Linked DNA regions of Homo sapiens: region 2 is linked to region 1. Evidence: read pairs that join two places in POLR2A ChIA-PET (ENCODE). Cell type or tissue: PC-3. All regions are shown on one strand.

Evidence for each region. ChIA-PET counts read pairs that join two places held together with the same protein. Peaks named below come from ENCODE experiments on the same cell type or tissue, not always from the same donor. Only the 100,000 strongest peaks of a DNase experiment are listed, where the experiment ranks them.
Region 2: POLR2A ChIA-PET joins it to region 1 with 6 read pairs; 1 of 35 experiments calls an interaction of 5 or more read pairs at or near these places.

What each region holds. Positions count from the first base shown.
Region 1 is chr1:247,882,971-247,887,970 of GRCh38, forward strand. No RefSeq gene overlaps it. Among named protein-coding and RNA genes, the nearest start is that of OR2W3, 10 kb to the right of the region's middle. In PC-3, no CTCF peak of the experiment used is centred here; a DNase peak (open chromatin) is centred at 2,241.
Region 2 is chr1:248,155,064-248,160,063 of GRCh38, forward strand. No RefSeq gene overlaps it. Among named protein-coding and RNA genes, the nearest start is that of OR2M5, 12 kb to the left of the region's middle. In PC-3, no CTCF peak of the experiment used is centred here; no DNase peak of the experiment used is centred here; H3K4me3 peaks cover 242 bases; H3K27ac peaks cover 358 bases.

The DNA of each region.
Region 1 (5,000 bases):
AAAAATATTAGTAAAAAGAAGATGTCAAAATATTTTGGCCCTATTTTCAGCAGATAAAACGAGAGAGAAAAAACAAAATGCATGATTCTGTTCTAGGTAGCATGGGACCAATTATGCCTCAGCTGTTTTCTTAGCCGTATAATGATTGTTGGGAACAGGGGAGGGGAGCAAATGGCTCATTGGTATTTATGGTTTTAGAACAGCAATGAATTGAGTCCCCTAATTTTACTTATGTGAGGTAGTAAATTCTTTTTATATCAAGGGACAAATTCTCATGGTGCTCATTTTCTCTCTGGACCTGACGGGAGATTGGGCAATTTGATGTGGTGCGCGCCTCTGCCTCAGTGGATGTGCTGGTGATCCCTGTGGGTCTGAAGTTTCCCCAGCGCTTTGGGCTGCTGATGAACCCAGGCTGCCATCAGGGTCCGTCTCCAGTCTTCCCTCAGCGGAGCTGCAACACTGCGTAATTGCAAGAAACCCCTGTTCACCAATACTGTGGGCCATTGCATTTATAAGGAATGGGCCAAGCCTGAGAGAGGCACTTGGATTTCCTTACGCCTGGCTACAGCACCTGTGTGCGCCCAAGAGGGTAGAAGGCATTTCGTGACCTGGCTGAGGCCCTCTCGCTATGTCTGTGTTCCTGCATTCTTTCAGTGTTGCCTAGCAGCATGCAAGTGAAAATGGTGAGCAGGTTTCTGGATTGAGGAACTCAGCTCAGAGGTCTGCACGTCTAGGTTGGTTTGTTAAATGAATAAGTCATAGGGAGTGCCTCAAGGGTTAAAAAAATCTGAAGAACATACTCCTTGCTCTTAGAACATTTATAAATTATGACAGGCCGGGCGTGGCGGCTCACGACTGTAATCCCAGCACTTTGGGAGGCCGAGGCGGGCGGATCACGAGGTCAGGAGATCGAGACCATCCTGGCTAACACGGTGAAACCCCGTCTCTACTAAAAATACAAAAAAATTAGCCGGGCATGGTGGTGGGCGCCTGTAGTCCCAGCTACTTGGGAGGCTGAGGCAGGAGAATGGCGTGAACCCGGGAGGCAGAGCTTGCAGTGAGCCGAGATCGCGCCCCTGCACTCCAGCCTGGGCGACAGAGCGAAACTCAGTCTCAAAAAAAAAAAAAAAATTATGACAGACACACCAACACACAAAGACATACACAGACAGCACTTATATCACAAGTCGTTTAATTATAACAAAGCACTACATCTACCAATGCAAAATTATTATTATTACTATTATTATTATTATTATGTTTGAGACAGTGTTTCGCTCTGTCTCCCGGGCTGGTGTACAATGGGGTGGTCTCGGCTCACTATAACCTCCGCCTCTCGGGTGCTAGTGATTCTCCTGCCTCAGCCTCCCGAGTAGCTGGGATTACAGGCATACGCCACCACGCACGACTAATTTCTTTTTTTTTTGTATTTTTAGTAGAGATGGGGTTTTCCATGTTGGTCAGGCTGACCTCGAACTCCCAACCTCAGGTGATCCACCTGCCTCAGCCTCCCAAAGTGCTGGGATTACAGGCGTGAGCCACCGTGCCCGTTCTAATGAGAGTCTTCTTTAACCTCCACTTCACTTTCTAAAAGTGAGTCTCTTTTTGGCGGGGGTCGGGGAGGACAGGGTCTCACTCTGTCGCCCAGGCTGAGGTGCCAGTGGCATGATCACAGCTCACTGCAGCCTCGACCTCCTGGGCCCATTGACCCCCGTACCTCAGTCTCTTGAGTAGCTGGGACCACACCTTTGTGCGACCGTGCCGGGCTAAGGTTTAATTTTGACTTTTGTACAGATGGTGTCTCCCCATGTTGCCCAAGCTAGAAATGAGCCTTTTCAACAATTTCAAACCGTACGTCCAGATATCAGTTCTGTTTGAATACAAATACAGTCATGCGTTGCTTAACGATGGGGATGTGTTCTGAGAAAGGCGTCGTTAGGTGATGTTGTCGTTGTGTGAGCATCACAGCATGTACTTACACAAACCCAGATGGTGTATCCTACCACAATCCTGGGCCATAAGTGTCTGGGATAGCTTGTCACTCCTAGGCTACAGACGAGTACAGCATGGTACTGTAGTGAATACTGAAGACAGCTGTCACTCCGTGGTAAGTATATGTGTATCTAAATATAGAAAAGGCACAGTAAAAATACTGTATAAAATACAGAAAATGGTAACCTGTCTAGGGCATTTACCATGAATGGAGCTTGCAGGACTGGAAGTTGCTCTGGGTGAGTCAGTGAGTGGGTGGTGACTGAATGTGAAGAGCCAGGACAGTCGTGTACATGACTACAGACTTTATCAACTTTGTACACTTAGTCTATATTAAATGCATTAAAAAGTATTTTTCTTTCTTCAATTAGAAACTATCCTTAGTTTATGGAAACATTTTTACATTGTAAACCTTTTACTTTTTATTAACTTTGTGACTTTTTTTGTAATAGCACTTAGCTTAAAACACACATTGTAAAACTGTATTAAATACTTCCTTTTTATTCTTATTCTACAAGTTATATTCTATTTTTTTTTTTTTTTCACTTTTCAAACTTTTTCATTGCAAACTAAGACACAAGCAAACACATTAGCCTGGGTGTCCACTGAGACAGAATGATCAGTACCACTGTCTTCCACCTCTACACCTTGTCCCACTGGAAGGATTTCCGGGGCAGCCACATGCATGGAGCTGTCACCTCCTATGATCACAATGCCTTCTACGATACTGCCTGAAGGACCTGCCTCAGACTCCTCTTGAGGAGGTGAAACCACCACAGATGTAATTTGTTGTTGACCAAAATGTGTTGTTCTGCAACATGTGCCTGTATACATATATACGTACCGTGTGTATTTGTGTTTGTATAGTGAGAGTTTGTGAACAAAAAATGGAGTCACACTACATATAATCTCACTATACATTATATTTAGCTTTCTTTCTTTTTTTTTTTGTTTTTTGAGATGGAGTCTCGCTCCGTCACCAGGCTGGAGTGCAGTGGTGCGATCTTGCCTCACTGCAACCTCCGCCTCCCGGGTTCAAGCGATTCTCCTGCCTCAGCCTCCTAAGTAGCTGGGGTTACAAGCATGTGCCACCATGCCTGGCTAATTTTTGTATATTTTAGTAGAGATGGGGTTTCACCATCCTGGCCAGGCTGGTCTCGAACTCCTGACCTCGTGATCCACCCTCCTCAGCCTCCCAAAGTGCTGGGATTACAGGCGTGAGGCACCGCACCCAGTATAGTTAGCTTTCTACTTGTTTGATATTAATATCTTTTTTTTGGACAAAATTCTGGGTAATGTCATTCCAATTTAGTGATTGTTTCCAGTCGTCTATTAAATCATGTCTATCACTTTAACATACCTTGTTTCCCAGTATTATCTATTTCAGTAGATGCTATAATGAAGTTTTTGAGAGTATGTGTTTACTGATTGAGGGTTAATAAATGCAAAGCAGATTCCTAGATGTGGAATTAACAGGGCAATGAGAAAAGCATGTCATTTAACATTTTATGAAAGACAGATATTTCTTTTGTTAAAATAATATGTACTATGTCAAGGTATATGTGTATTTAAATAGTCATTTTTTTAAGATCTCTCCAAAGATACTATTTCAATTTTGACTCTTATCAAGAGTTCATGAGGCCAGGCATGATGGCTCATACCTGTAATCCTGGCACTTTGGGAGTCCAAGATGGGTGGATCGCTTGAGATCAGGAGTTCAAGACCAGCCTGGGCAACATGGCAAAACCCCATCTCAACTAAATATACAAAAATTAGCTGGGTGTGGTGGCACATGCCTGTAATCTCAGCTACTTGGGAGGCTGAGGCAGGAGAACCTGGGAGGATGAGGCTGCAGTGAGCCCAGATCACACCACTGCACTCCAGCCTGAGTGATACAGTGAGACTCTGTCTCAAAAAAAAAAAAAAAAGTTTATGAGATTGGACTTATTTCCCACATTTTTTCAAGCTCTGGATATTACCACACTTTTCACTATTTACCTATCTGGAAAAGCAAATATCTTTATATTTAAATTTTTATAACCTCAATCATCAGTGAAAACATTTCTAATGTTTATATCACTTGCTTGTAAATCATGCATTTTCCTGTGAACTGTTTCTTCAAGTCATTACATATTTTTCTTTTACTACAGGTTTTTCTTGCCACTTTTTTGAGAAAAAAATTAAGTAAGGTAGCCTTCAGTTGTCTTGTTGAATTTTTCTACTATTGTTATTATTTTTTAGACTTTGCTAGTAGTGTTTCTTTTTGTTTTGTTTTGTTTTGTTTTTGAGACAGAGTCTTACTCTGTCACCCAAGCTGGAGTGCAGTGACACGATCTCGGCTCACTGCAACCTCCGCCTCCCGGGTTCACGCTATTCTTCTGCCTCAACCTCCCGAGTAGCTGGGATTACAGGTGTGCACCACCACACCTATGTAATTTTTGTATGTTTAGTAGAGAAGGGCTTTCACTGTGTTGGCCAGGCTAGTTGTGAACTCCTGACCTCAGGTGATCCACCCACCTTGGCCTCCCAAAGGGCTGGGATTACAGGCATGAGCCACCGCACCTGGCCAAAAGTGTTTCTTAGAGTGTAAATTTTTCTAAATAGGTAATACAATTTATCTATGTTTTGCTTTTTAACTTTCGAGAATTGCAACTTGGCTTATGATGTATACTTATTCAAGATAATTGGGAAAAAAAGGAAAAATAACTGTCATGCTTTCTGATTGTAGTTGTATTTTTTAAATGTTTAAATATATAATTTGTAATTTTATATTTTTGGTGTAGGTAATAAAGAAGCGACCCACACTCCCTTCCTCCCACAAATGCCTTGTCAGTTATCATGATGTAGTTATTGTATTTTGAAAGCTTGATTAGATATAAGATAGTTTCTCTTCAGTAGGCTTTTTTTCTTCTGGATTTCTCTGGCTAGACTTATGGGCTTGTGTTTCTGTTCTGTGTTTGCATGACACTTCACCTTTTTTTGTAACATATGTAGAAACCTTGACACTC
Region 2 (5,000 bases), 270 kb after region 1:
AAACTCCCACTTCCATCAGTCCTGCTGATTATCAATACAACTTTGTTAGTGGACATTCAAGACTATCTGCAACTATTATTGCTTACACCCTAATCATAATAATGTGTAACTTTTTTTCCTTTCATATATATATATATAATTGTATACAGACACATACATACACATACATAATTTAACCATTTAATGAGGCCATTTGTACTTACATCAATGTAATTCTAGAACAAAATACCAGAAGCAAAATGTATAATAGCATAAAACCTCAACATTGGTTCATTTTGAAGAATGTAGATATGGTATTAATTCAACAATAACTCAATTCACACACATATCTTTGTATCAGCCTTATATTGTTTTATGCTTTTTAAACTTGTACTATAGGCTTCTACCTGCAGCCTCCACTACGTGTACCTTATGTGCGCGTGTGTGTACGCACACATACACACACACACACACACAAACGAACTATCTATTTTTTTGGGTACTTAGATGACACTTTAGTTCTGCAATCTTACTGGTATTTCTGGCCATATCATGGTTCCTTGGTTTTGGGATTAGAACAAGTTCCTCTGGCAGTATGGGTCCAATTAGGAGACAGAAAGTACAAGGGGATTTTTAAAAGGAGACATTTATTATACAGAATTACTGTCTATAATAAAGTGTAACTATAATGTATATCATTTTAAAACTCTGTATAATATTTGGAATTTCTTGACCTAGGGCAAGGGAGAGTACCCAAAAAAGACAAAGTTGAAAAACGTACACAGCTCACTGGAGAAAGGATGGTTCAAAGCAGTAAAGTTTGCTGGTTTAGCCAGGGCAGAGCTGGTATAGAGCTGCTGGGAAAAAAACAGGAAACTGTCCAGAGTGCAGTCCAGAGAGCAGGCAAGCAACAAGCAGTGACCTGGGAATATAGCTGAAGTCCAGGTGCCAATGGAGGTAGAAGGACTTCAGAATACAGAGGCTAAATACCATGACAGCAGTGAACTTACAGAAGGAGCTACTGCTCAGCATGTGACTTTCTGGGCCACAGACACTATTGAGCATGTTACACAGGCCTTTGTTTCCATGGCAACAGGACTACAGGAAGGTTATGGCCAGACTGACATAGACAGTGTTCTAGGTATCTTCCTGAGGAAGGATCTACTAGAAATTATGGTACTCAAACCTCTCTGACACCCTGCAGAGATTGTAGAAAGTGTCTTCTCCCAGCGGAGTCCCTCTAGTACTAAATACTGAAAAAGCCTAATGTCATGTTCACTTTAAATGAAAAACACTCAAAGAAATTCCATTGTTCACCACAGAAATTATATTAAAGGATGCACTTGGAGCTGAAGGACAATAGATTGAACATTGACACTCTATTGTTTTGGCCAGTCAGCTTCCATATGCATCTTTCAATACATGTTTTACCTTTTTTGTAACAGCAAAACAATTCTATATTCCTGTATAGCAATATATATCTGTAGCTCTTTCAAGTAAAGAAGTTCTCACTCTTCCCTAGAATAAGAAGACTCACAATCCTAACAATCATTTATACATTGTGGGCTATATTAATTTTTTCCAACTTAGTCATGGTCTCACTGAATACATTATCACCTAAGGACTAAGTTGTAAAATTTACCTCCCATAAGTCTTACATAATTTTTAAGTGAGAAGCTATAGAAAAATAGAATGATTAGTATATGTACAAATAAACACCTGCATGTAACAAGCATAGAGAAAATATGAAATGCCATCACAATCCTCATTTCTATAACTGGATATTAATTTGTAATTAATATTTATCGCTTCTTTCTTCAATCTGTTCCATGTAATACCCTGAGCTTTCTTTTAAATCATACTTTAAGTTCGAGGGTACATGTGCACAACGTGCAGGTTCATTACATATGTATACATGTGCCATGTTGGTGTGCTGCACCCATTAACTCATCATTTACATTAGGTATATCTCCTAATGCTATCCCTTCCCCCTCCCTCCACCCCATGACAGGCCCCGGTGTGTGATGTTCCCCTTCCTGTGTCCAAGTGTTCTCATTGTTCAATTCCCACCTATGAGTGGGAACATGCGGTGTTTGTTTTTCTGTTCTTGCGATAGTTTGCTGAGAATGATGGTTTCCAGCTTCATCCATGTCCCTGCAAAGGACATGAACTCATCCTTTTTATGGCTGCATGGTATTCCATGGTGTATATGTGCCACATTTTCGTAATCCAGTCTATCATTGTTGGACATTTGGGTTGGTTCCAAGTCTTTGCTATTGTGAATAGTGCTGCAATAAACATACGTGTGCATGTGTCTTTATAGCAGCCTGACTTATAGTCCTTTGGGTATATACCCAGTAATGGGATGGCTGGGTCAAATGGTATTTCTAGTTCTAGATCCCTGAGGAATCGCCACACTGTCTTCCACAATGGTTGAACTAATTTACACTTCCACCAACAGTGTAAAAGTGTTCCTATTTCTCCACATCCTCTCCAGCACCTGTTGTTTCCTGACTTTTTAATGATTGCCATTCTAACTGGTGTGAGATGGTATCTCATTGTGGTTTTGATTTGCATTTCTCTGATGGCCAGTGATGATGAGCATTTTTTCATGTGTCTTTTGGCTGCATAAATGTCTTCTTTTGAGAAGTGTCTGTTCATATTCTTTGCCCACTTTTTGATGGGGTTGTTTGTTTTTTTCTTGTAAGTTTGTTTGAGTTCTTTGTAGATTCTGGATATTAGCTCTTTGTCAGATGAATAGATTGCAAAAATTTTCTCCCATTTTGTAGGTTGCCTGTCCACTCTAATGGTAGTTTCTTTTGCTGTGCAGAAGCTCTTTAGTTTAATTAGATCCCATTTGTCAATTTTGGCTTTTGTTGCCATTGCTTTTGGTGTTTTAGACATGAAGTCCTTGCCCATGCCTATGTCCTGAATGGTGTTGCCTAGGTTTTTGACTAGGTTTTCTTCGAGGGTTTTTATGGTTTTAGGTCTAACGTTTAAGTCTTTAATCTATCTTGAATTAATTTTTGTATAAGGTGTTAAGGAAGGGATCCAGTTTCAGCTTTCTACATATGGCTTGCCAGTTTTCCCAGCACCATTTATTAAATAGGGAATCCTTTCCCCATTGCTTGTTTTTGTCAGGTTTGTCAAAGATCAGATGGTTGTAGATGTGTGGTATTATTTCTGAGGGCTCTGTTCTGTTCCATTGGTCTGCATCTCTGTTTTGGTACCAGCACCATGCTGTTTTGGTTACTGTAGCCTTGTAGTATAGTTTGAAGTCAGGTAGCGTGATGCCTCCAGCTTTGTTCTTTTGGCTTACGATTGTCTTGGCAATGCAGGCCCTTTTTTGGTTCCATATGAACTTTAAAGTAGTTTTTTCCAATTCTGTGAAGAAAGTCATTGGTAGCTTGATGGGGATGGCATTGAATCTATAAATTACCTTTGGCAGTATGGCCATTTTCATGATATTGATTCTTCCTATCCATGAGCATGGAATGTTCTTCCATTTGTTTGTGTCCTCTTTTATTTTGTTGAGCAGTGGTTTGCAGTTCTCCTTGAAGAGGTCCTTCACATCCCTTGTAAGTTGGATTCCTAGGTATTTTATTCTCTTTGAAGCAATTTGAATGGGAGTTCACTCATGATTTGGCTCTCTGTTTGTCTGCTATTTGTGTATAGGAATGCTTGTGATTTTTGCACATTGATTTTGTATCCTGAGACTTTGCTGAAGTTGCTTATCAGCTTAAGGAGATTTTGGGCTGAGACTATGGGGTTTTCTAAATATACAATCATGTCATCTGCAAACACATTCTTTACTAGGTAAAGTGACCCAAACCTTTATTTTCAAATGTTATGAGTCATCAGTCATTCTGCATTTTTTTATTTGTGTGATTTTACAGTTATTTATATTGTCAGTCATGAAAATATTAAAAGTTACACTAGCGAATTCCCTGGGCCCGACTTACAGAATTTCTTCCGTTTATTGGATAGCAGCAACCAAAGTTTTGCCTAGGTAAGCAGTATCAATCACCGCATTCCATAAATTGAGCTCTCTTTTTATTTATAGGTTCAGTGTCATAAGGGGCATTAAATGGTTGAATGTCAGTTTCATCTTCTAATTCAGGGCAACTGTAGCTGCATTCACAATGGAATAATTTTCCCCTTATGGAACAAAATCTTTAAACCAACAGAGGTCAAAATGTCTAGGACAGAAAGTACATATTCTGTAAATGGATAATTAAATATAATGATGAGAGAAGCCACACCGTTTCTATTACTTCATTCTCAGATCATGGGTTCTGGCCAGGAAGGAGGCAGAATTCTACAAGCAAAAAGAATACCCTGTAAAGCAGAACCGCATGTGTTCAAGGGGTTTTATCCTGAGTGGTGCTGCAATTAAATTTTTTATAATCAATTCCACCCTTCAACTAGGTAAACTTCTTCTTGGCAATGAGGTATATGGTATGACAAGTTGATTCCAAGACCATAAACCCGTTCTTAAACTTCCTTTGCTGTGAAATAATTCCTTTGATCTAATTCACTTTTCCACTGGATACCATGATAGTGGATTAGACATTCTGTGAATCCACAATAGTGGTGCTGGCAGAGCATTATGATCAACGAAGGCAAATCCACATAAAAAATATGTGCTTATTCCAGTAAGGACAAATGTCTGTTCCATTATGGAATAGGTCTAATGGGGGAAGTCTGGTACCCAGGGTAATAATAGGATGTAGGGAACTCAGTGTTGTTCTGCGCTATCTTCAGATTAAGCACTCAGTAATAGGAGTAACCAGGTGATTTTGATAAGGGAAAGTTTAGAATGTTGATCCCAGGCATAGCTTTCATCCATGCCACTACGGTCATTTTGTTCAAAAACCATTAACCAGGAAAAGAAGCTGACTACTTTTTATAGAGCACATAATTTCATTCAATGGTGGATAAGAGTCTCCTGTGGGACAGATGCCCTTGCATTGTATAAAACACAGGTATCTTCACAATCCATGCCAATTATGGGAGGTTTA